Regions from separate parts of the Homo sapiens genome. Here region 1 is linked to region 2. Evidence: chromatin loops called from intact Hi-C (ENCODE). Cell type or tissue: HepG2. All regions are shown on one strand. Links, peaks and the distances in the headings refer to the core of each region. The heading gives the core; the rest is flanking DNA. Region 1 holds the start of LOC124903772 (a long non-coding RNA gene). Region 2 has its middle 6.2 kb from the start of BRD7.

Evidence for each region. Peaks named below come from ENCODE experiments on the same cell type or tissue, not always from the same donor. Only the 100,000 strongest peaks of a DNase experiment are listed, where the experiment ranks them.
Region 1: it touches region 2 in a loop (4-fold over the local background); 6 of 110 quality-filtered maps call a loop at or near these places.

Annotation. Positions count from the first base shown.
Region 1 is chr16:50,518,008-50,522,392 of GRCh38, reverse strand. It overlaps LOC124903772 (a long non-coding RNA gene), which reads right to left and starts at 3,323. Exons shown (of 2, transcript XR_007065196.1): 1 at 3,215-3,323. In HepG2, for the core only: no CTCF peak of the experiment used is centred there; a DNase peak (open chromatin) is centred at 1,732.
Region 2 is chr16:50,372,980-50,377,364 of GRCh38, reverse strand. No RefSeq gene overlaps it. Among named protein-coding and RNA genes, the nearest start is that of BRD7, 6.2 kb to the right of the region's middle. RefSeq lists a silencer at 2,333-2,627. In HepG2, for the core only: a CTCF peak has its summit at 2,508 (motif pointing left); DNase peaks (open chromatin) are centred at 2,494 and 4,154.

The DNA.
Region 1 (4,385 bases), core at 199-4,198, 150 kb before region 2:
ACTAAATACATACTCAGCATTGCAGCCCGATGTGGTGACACGAGAGCTTCAGGGGGTCCAGAAGGCTCCATATTCCTAGTTCAGTCATCTTTTTTGGGGGATATCATTCAGCCCCTTGGAGCCTCAGTTTCCTCATTTGAGAGCCAAATGACTGCCTCGCAGCATTATCATGAAGATAAATGGAATGATGAAAGGAATCATTCCCTAAGCTGTAGAAGGCATACCTGGTGATTGTGCAGTGCACAATCTGAGCAACCATATGTGTCAGTCCTGATAATGAACACAAAGCAGTTGGCATGTTGGAGATACCACCTCTGTGCCTCCTTTTTTGTAAGTTTGCATATCAAACCGTTGACTCTAACTCAAAGTCTTTCCTGCAAGCTTCCTCCACACTGAGTCCAGTGGATGTAAAAGCTGAGGAAGAACTGTGCCATCCTCAATCCACAAGGGTTCCTGCCCTCAAAGAAAGAGTTTGTAGCAGGAAATAGCCCAAGCCCTGCTGTAATGCAAGACTGAACTCCATGCAGTAGGCTCCAAGAGTGAAGCAACCTCACAGCAGGATAACAAAAGCCAGGAACAGCAGGAACATCTTTCCCCAAAGGAGAGTCACTGGGGACCACCTTGATTTAAATGTGTCAAGTGAAGGAGGGTGGAAGTGGCTGTGTCTGCAAAGGTGAGGAGTTTCATGCTTCAGAAAAGAAGGTCTGGCCAGGCACGAGCCACCGTGCCTGTAATCCCAACACCTCCAGAGGCAAGGTGGGTGGATCGCTTGAGCCCAGGAATGCAAGACCAGCCTAGGCGAAATAGCAGGACCCCATCTCTACAAAAAAATTAAAAATCAGTTGGGCATGATGGCGCATGCCTGGTCCCATCTACTTGAGAGGCTGACGTGAGAGGATCGCTTGAGCCCAGGAGGTTGAGGTGACAGTGAGCCATGATTGCACTACTACACGCAAGTCTGGGTGACACAAAGAGACCTTGTCTCAGAAAAAAAGAAAGGAAAGAAGGAAGGAAGGAAGGAAAGAAGGAAGGAAGGAAGGGAAAGAAAGAAAGAAGAGAAAGAGAGAGAAAGAAAGAAAGAAAGAGAAAGAGAGACAGCGAGAGAGAGAGAAAGAAGAAAGAAAGAGAGAGAAAGAAAGAGAGCAAGAGAGAAAAAGAAAGAAGAAAGAGACAGAGAAAGAGAAAGAAAGAGAGAGAGAAAGAGAGAAAGAAAAGAAAGAGAGAGAAAGAAAGAGAGACAGCAAGAGAGAAAAAGAAAGAAGAAAGAGAGAGACAGAGAAAGAGAGAGAAAGAAAGAAGAGAGAGAGAAAGAGAGAAAGAAAGAAAGAAAGAGAAAGAGAGAGAGAAAGAAAGAAAGAAAGAGAAGAAAGAAAAGAAAATAGGGTCATGCTGTCTCTCCTAGCTTCCTTCCTGAGTGCACCCAGTAGTGCCCACTCAACCCCAGAGCAGAGGTCAGGATGAAGGCTTGGAGAGGCTCTGGGGACTGGCCCCTAGTCCCCTCTCCTGTACCAGTCAGTTAATCCACTTCAAATGGAGCAACACAGAGAGAATCCCGAGTGACACCATTTTTCTATTACCCTTCATTACAGCCACTTAGATCTTTTATTTTATTACAAACATTCTTTAGCCCAGACACGGGCTGATCTCCTAATTGGAGCTGCTGCCTCCACCCCCACCCAGATCAAAGCCACCCTGTTTGTTTGTGGAGGATAGAGGATGAACCGTCTTGCCGGCCTTTGAACATGAAGGCCCCTTTGTCTTCCAGCTGAAGTCATCCCTGGCACCAGGCAGGGAGGAGGCTTCCGGTGGGGACGGTGGAGGTCAGGAATTCTGTAGCCTGGTCAGAGGCTTGGACCAGAGCTTGAGTGGGGAACAGCTTTCAAAGCAAGACCCCAAATTTCCCTGCCTCCCTTTGAAGAGTTGTCTCAAAAGGTGGCCCCAGGGAATGCCTTATTTGCCCCCATGATGATTTTTAATTTAAATATCAATTTGAATATTCAAACACTTTAAAAGATTGAGAAAAAATATCAGATATTTGAATATTTCTTAAAGAAATAAAATACTTTCTAATTTCTTTTCAAAAATCAGAATGTAGCCAGGCATGATGGCTCACACCTGTAATCCCAGCACTTTGGGAGGCTGGGGCGGGTGACACTTAAAGTCAAGAGTTTGAGACCAGCCTGGCCAACATGGTGAAATCCCATCTCTACTAAAACAAATACAAAAGTTAGCTGGGGATAGTGCTGCATGCTTGTAATCTCAGCTACTCAGGAGGCTGAGGCAGGAGAATTGCCTGAACCTAGGTGGTGGAGGTTGCAGTGAGCCAAGATTATGCCACTGCACTCCAGCATGGGCAACAGAGCGAGATTCTGTCTCCAGAAAAAAAAAAAAATCGGAATGTCTGGCAATACTGGACCTCTATTAGAGAAAGAGCCAACCAGTTTTCAGCCCTATGCAGGCTTTTTTTTCTTTCTTAACTGTTGCAATAAATTATTGTTTCCCTTGAGGTGTCTTCTTTCATATCCCTGGGCCCACCAGAACTTCACCTCTGCCACTGGAGATGATTGGGAGTGGGGAATGACTGTGCCATTTTACAGATGGGAAAATTGAGGCCCTGTGGCATTCAAATAGCTGCTGGGTGGTCACACAGAGGTTAATAATAGACTCAAGATGCAAGAAGTACAAGACAAAAGGAATGAACACTTATTCGTTCTCTCTTATTTTGAAATTATGGTCAATATAGCTATTGTGGGAAAGAAAAGCCCAACGAGCTGCCATCCCATAACCTAGAGATGCCTGATGCTAACACTAGAGTCTATTACGTGTGGGGAGCTGAGTGGACATTATCTACACTACACAACAATCCTATGCGGCAGTTTATATTTTCTAGATTTTAGAATAGAGAAAACTAAGGTTTTGGGGGCTCAAGGACTTGCCCAAGGTTACACAGTATGGCCAAGGTTGAGACCCAGGTCTGCCTGACTCAAAAACCTCAGGAAGTGGTTCCATTCTGGGTCCATCGTGAGCTGGGTGATATTAGACAAATTATTTCTCAGAGCCTCAGGTTGCCCTACACAATAGGGAGGTGTCTGCTCAGAGAACACACCTTCTACTCGGGGCTTGACCTCTGTCCCCCTCCCCCACAGCCTTATTTATAGTTCCCTACTCCACCCTCCCTGGAAACAGCCACCTGGACCAAGGGCAGACACTTTACCCAAGCTGAGCCGATCAGATCCTTCCTCCTTGGAAGTTCGGTTTGGGGCCTATTCCTGTAAAGCTGTGCTGGGACTATCCAAACTGGACCACAGGCAAGTGAGGTATGTCTGAAAGGAAAGAAAGATGCAGCTGACGTGCAGAGAGAAACAGACTCCAAGGCCAAAGTTGGCTCTCTATATCCAGACCCTCCCAAAGTCCATTTCTCCTCTATCACTGGCCATTTGATATCACCCTGTACCTTGCCTATGATGCATTCTTTTCTGTGCAGGTTGACTTGAGAGATTATGCTGTTGCAGCTGTATAATCCCCCATGTAAGCAGAGTAAGATCTGGCTCTGTGCTTTCAAAAAAGTTATTCAACCTCAGTTTCTCCTATTTATAAAGTGGGAATAATAAATTCCTACCTTACCGGGCTTTCAGGCAATTCAACTAAATAACATAATTGGAGATCCTTGCACTCAGTATCTAACACAGTAGATCCTCAGCACCTGGCTAATGCTTTTAACACTATTGTTAATGTTGTTGTTGTTGTTTATAAATTTTGATGATGGGGAGAGCTAGCAGTAATTTTAACCAACTCTTGATTATTCCACTTTGCAGATAATCCACAAACCAATTTTATCCTTCACTGACTTCTTTCCATCATCAGTTTCTCCATGCTCAAGAAAGATAGAATTATTTTGTTGTTGGCTAAACTGCAGTTGTGAAGATAGAAATGATTAAAATTAAATCATGTATAGCAGGCATGAATTTTACTCCATCATCTTAGGTGTGTGTGTTTTTTTAAAGTCATTATTGTATTTTTCTAAATCAAACTAAGGTTGGAGAGTGATGTCAGCATGAAGGGAGACTAGGATTTCAGCACATATTCCCTTCCAGAAACATCCATTTGAACAACCATCCATGCACAAAAATATCTTCACAAAAGCTAAGGAATCCAGGTGAAACATTACAGTACCTGGATGGAGCACAAAAATAAGAAAAAACACTTTGAGAAAGGTAGAAAGGACAGCTTCACCCCTCCCCTAAATCTGGGCAGCACAGCACAGACCTGATTTCACTATAGACCCCAATACCAGGTCTGCCCCAGTGAACCATGACACCAGGTCAGCCCCTGTGACCCCAGGCCAGACCCATGGCCCCAGGCTCCAGGCATGCCTTAACACCAGG
Region 2 (4,385 bases), core at 332-4,331:
GAGAAATACTGCAGGATTAAAGGCTAAATCCTTTGCCCTCACTCATATGTGGAAGCTAAAGGAGTTGATCTCATGGAAGTAGAGGGTAGGCTAGAGCAGGAAGTAGGGTAGTAACTGGAGGCTGGGAAGAATAGGGAAGGCAGATAGAAAGAGGTTGCTTAACACACATCTATGCCAAGACGAAGAGAGAGGAGCTGAGCCACGTCCTGGCGGCCATGAAGAAAGCAGCTGCCAGGAAGGACTGAGCTCCCTGCCCTCTGCCCAAAATAAAAGCTTCACAGGAAAAACAAAAACAAAAAACAAACAAACACAAAAAAAAGTTGGTTAATGAATACAAAATTACTAGATAGAAGGAATAAGTTCTAGCATTCTATCACTGTTCTTTTTTAATAGTTAAAAATACTTTTTTGGGAGGCCGAGGCTGGCAGATCAGGAGGTCAGGAGGTCAGAAGATCGAGACCATCCTGGCTAACACGTTGAAACCCCGTCTCTACTAAAGATACGAAAAATTAGCTGGGCTTGGTGGCGGGCACCTATAGTCCCAGCTACTCGGGAGGCTGAGGCAGGAGAATGTCATGAACCCAGGAGGCGGAGCTTGCAGTGAGCCGAGATTGCACCACTGCACTCCAGCCTAGGCAACAGAGTGAGACTCAGTCTCAAAAAAAGAAAAAAAGAAAGAAAAAGAAACTTTTTAAATAATTGGGGTAAACGCCAGGTGCAGTGGCACACGCCTGTAGTCCCAGCTACTTGGAAGGTTGAGGCAGGAGGATTGCTTGCACCCAAGAGTTCAAGGTTGTTCTGCACTACGATCGCCCCTGTGAATAGCCACTGCACTCCAGCCTGGGCAACACAGCAAGACCCCATCTCTAAAATAAATGAATAAATAAAGTAAATGAAAAGTCCCTCAGATATTTTCCATCTTTCTGTGGGCTTATGAGTTAAAAAAAAAAAAAAAAAAAAAAAGAACCTTTTAGTTTATCTGGTTTTGTCAAAGGGTCTCCTTTTGATGTCTAGTTGTTCCAACTTCAGAAATGTTCCCTTTCTCTTGTCCAAGAAAATTAAGTCTAAGTATAAGCTAATGTTCCAGAATAGTGCTTCTCAAACTTTAATACACATATATGAATCACCCAGGAATCTTGTTTAAAATGTGAATTCCGATTCTACAATCCTGAGGTGGGACCTGAGACTCTGCATCTCTACCAAGCTCCCAGGTCCTGCCAATGCAGCCGTCCCTGGACCAATCTTTGAGTAGCCAGGCTCAATAAAGGGGTATCATGAATCTATCCCCTGAGGCAGGGAGAAAAGAATCACCACCAAACTCTAATAAAAAAAAAAAAAACACCACTGGAGAATATCTGGAATGACATATACCAAACTATTACAGAAAGTGGTGAGATTATGAGCAATTTGAAATATCTTCCTTACACCTATTTGTATTTTCAATTGGTCTATAACAAACATTAATTACTTAGGCAATAAATAGGTTTAAAACTAAATAACTGAATCAAGAAAAACCTAAAATACACACATATTTTTAAAAACAAAGTCTTTATCAGACACTGACAGAGCGTCAGAAGTGCTTCCCTAGAACCAACAGCTTGAAAGCAGCCAGTCGAGTCCTCTTTCTTTATCTTTTTACCTTTTTTTTTGTTTTTGAGACAGGATCTCACTGTGTTGCCCAGGCTGGAATGCAGTGGCACAATCATAGTTCACTGCAGCCTTCACCTCTTGGTCTCAAGTGATCCTCCTGCCTCAGCCTCCTGAGTAGCTGGGACCACAGGCATGCACCACTACACCTGGCTAATTTTTAATTTTTTATAGAAATGGGGTCTCGCTACGTCACCCAAGCCAGTCTTGAGCAATCCTCCCACCTCAGCCTCCAAAAGTGCTGGGATTACAGGCATGAGTCAGCGCATCTGACTGACTCCTCCTCTTTCTGCAGCCCTGTTTAGATGGAGATAGGGGAGAGACATGTCCAGGTTTCACAGCCAGTCTTTGGCAGAGCCAGGACTATGAAATTAGAGATCTGGGTGACATGGCACAAGCCCACAGCCACAGTCTGATAAGAGTTTATCAAACACATAGTGACTTTCTGTGAAGGGAATTTAATCCTGGGCCCCGTCCGCAGGGCAGTACTCCAAGGAATCATGATGGACCGGGAGCCCGGGCCTGCAGGATCATTTCTGAGCTGCTCATGGTCTGTCCCCAGCCTGGGGCTCCTGGAAAATGCCCAGCTTTCTCCAAGGTGACCATTTCATCTGGTTTATCCCACTTTACAGGGGGAAGTCCACACCCCACAGCCTGTCATTCAAGGCCTCAGTGTTCCCTTCTGTATCTCTGTCTCATCACACCTCCCACTCTCCAGCATCACCTCAGTGGCCTTGCATGCACAAGTCTACTTGTCTGATCCACCCTCCCCCAGCCCTTCCAGTGCTTAGAGGCTCCCTGCAGCCTGGCCGAGCTTTCCTTCCTCTACACACTCTCAGCCCGCCACTGCCCTCACCTGGCTCCAGTGCTCTGTCCTCCCCTGCTGGGTGTCCTACTCTCCTGCTTCTCCTCCTGCCTCCCTCCCCCTCCTCAGTCTCCTCTGCTGCTTCCTCATCCTTTATTCACCTGTTAGATAATATTGAAGCTCTTCAAGGCTCCATCTTCTCTGATCACTCTACTCTCTCCTCCTGGGTGGTCTCATTCACTCCTGAGGTTCCAAAGACATCTCTATGCCAAAAATCTATTTTCAGGTCTCACCTCCCTTCCAAGCCCCAGACACATGCATTCACCTTCCTACTTGGATTCTCCTCTTGGGTTCTGCATAGGCATCCCTAACCCCTCCTAAGTTCTTCCTCCTACATAACTCTTGAATTATCCCATTGCACCATCCCCACATCATCCACGCTAGACCAAGCCACCCCCATCTCCCCTTTGAAGACCACATCACTTCTAAGCTGGTCTCTCTGCCCGGTCTCCTAACCCACTCCAATTCTTCCTTCATTCAGAAGCCAAAGCGCTCTTGTTAAATTGCCAATATGGCCATGCACCCACGTCCACTGCCTTCATGGGCATCCCAAATAAAATCAAGCATCTCTGCCATGCCTTGAAAAGCTCTGCCCAGCCCAGCCTTTCTTCCAGACACAGTCCCCATCATCTCTCTTGCTCCAAACCTGCTCTCCTCTCCTCCCTGACTGCACCCAACTTTCCCTCGCCTTTGCACATGCTGACCTCTCTGCCTGTTTAGTAGATGCAGCTGATGCCCCCTTGGCTCACCTCTCCTGAAGGCACATCCTGCTGGAGGGGCATCACCAGCAGCTGGGAGTGTTGGCCACTCACGGAAGGCAGCCGCACACCTCCCTCAGAGAATTGCCCTGGGACAAACTAGAGTCACCTCTGTAATAGGCGACAATCAGGCAGACCTCGCTGCCCACCATGGGCTACAAAAGGCCAGCCACCTCCCACAGGGTGGGACTGTTCCCTGGACAGTTGATGTTCCCAATCCCCCCTCGCCCCGCCACCACTGTGGCACGGGGCTGAGGCTGGGACCACCTCTTTCTCTGCTTCTACCCACCCCGTCCTGCTTCTCTCCCAGCTTCTCCCCAATTGCCACCCCAACAGATCCACGCCTCAGGTTCCACTTGTAGGGCACCTAACCAAGACTTATCCTCCAGGTTAGGCCTGGATGAGCCCTCAGCCTGGGTCAGAGCACTATCTGGACAGCAGCTTGCTGTTTTCCTTTCTAACCGTTAGCATGGCCATGATTAAATATTTGTCTGTGTTCTCTGTCTAACATGCATCTCACTGTGCTCTCCATAAGGGCAGGGCTGTGTCTATTTTACTCCCACCGTGTTCCTAGCACCCCCCAGCACATAGTAGGCACACAGAAAATATGAACTGAAAGAAGGAAGGAAGGTCCTGATGTTGCCTCTGTCTTATTTGATCAAGGGCTCTGAGGCTAAATGACTTTTGGGGTTGGCAGCCGTGAGTGTCATGGCTTGGGCTCGCTGCCCTCCAGTAAGCAGCTCTGAGACCGTGTGGGCAGAGGCCATGTGGCATGCCTGCGTGGATGGCGGCCATCCACCGCCTCTCTCTTTTCCTCACTCAGAGGCAGCAGCTGGGGCTGCTCCGCCAGTGACCGTGAGCAACCCTGGAAGCTGCACTGTCAACAACCTGTCATAGCGAATCACCCCAGGCCACTGATTCCCCACAGAGCTGCCTGCTGAACCAGCCTCAGCCTCTTGAGGCCTCTCCCAGCAGCACTCACAGGCTGGCATCAGGCTGGCACCAGGAAGGCCCAGACCTGCTCCTGGTGCCAAATGAGGCACTAGCTGGAGCTGCTGGGAGCCTGGGCTCAGGGGATGCCACCTCCCACCCCAGGACAGAGGGCAGGAATCCCC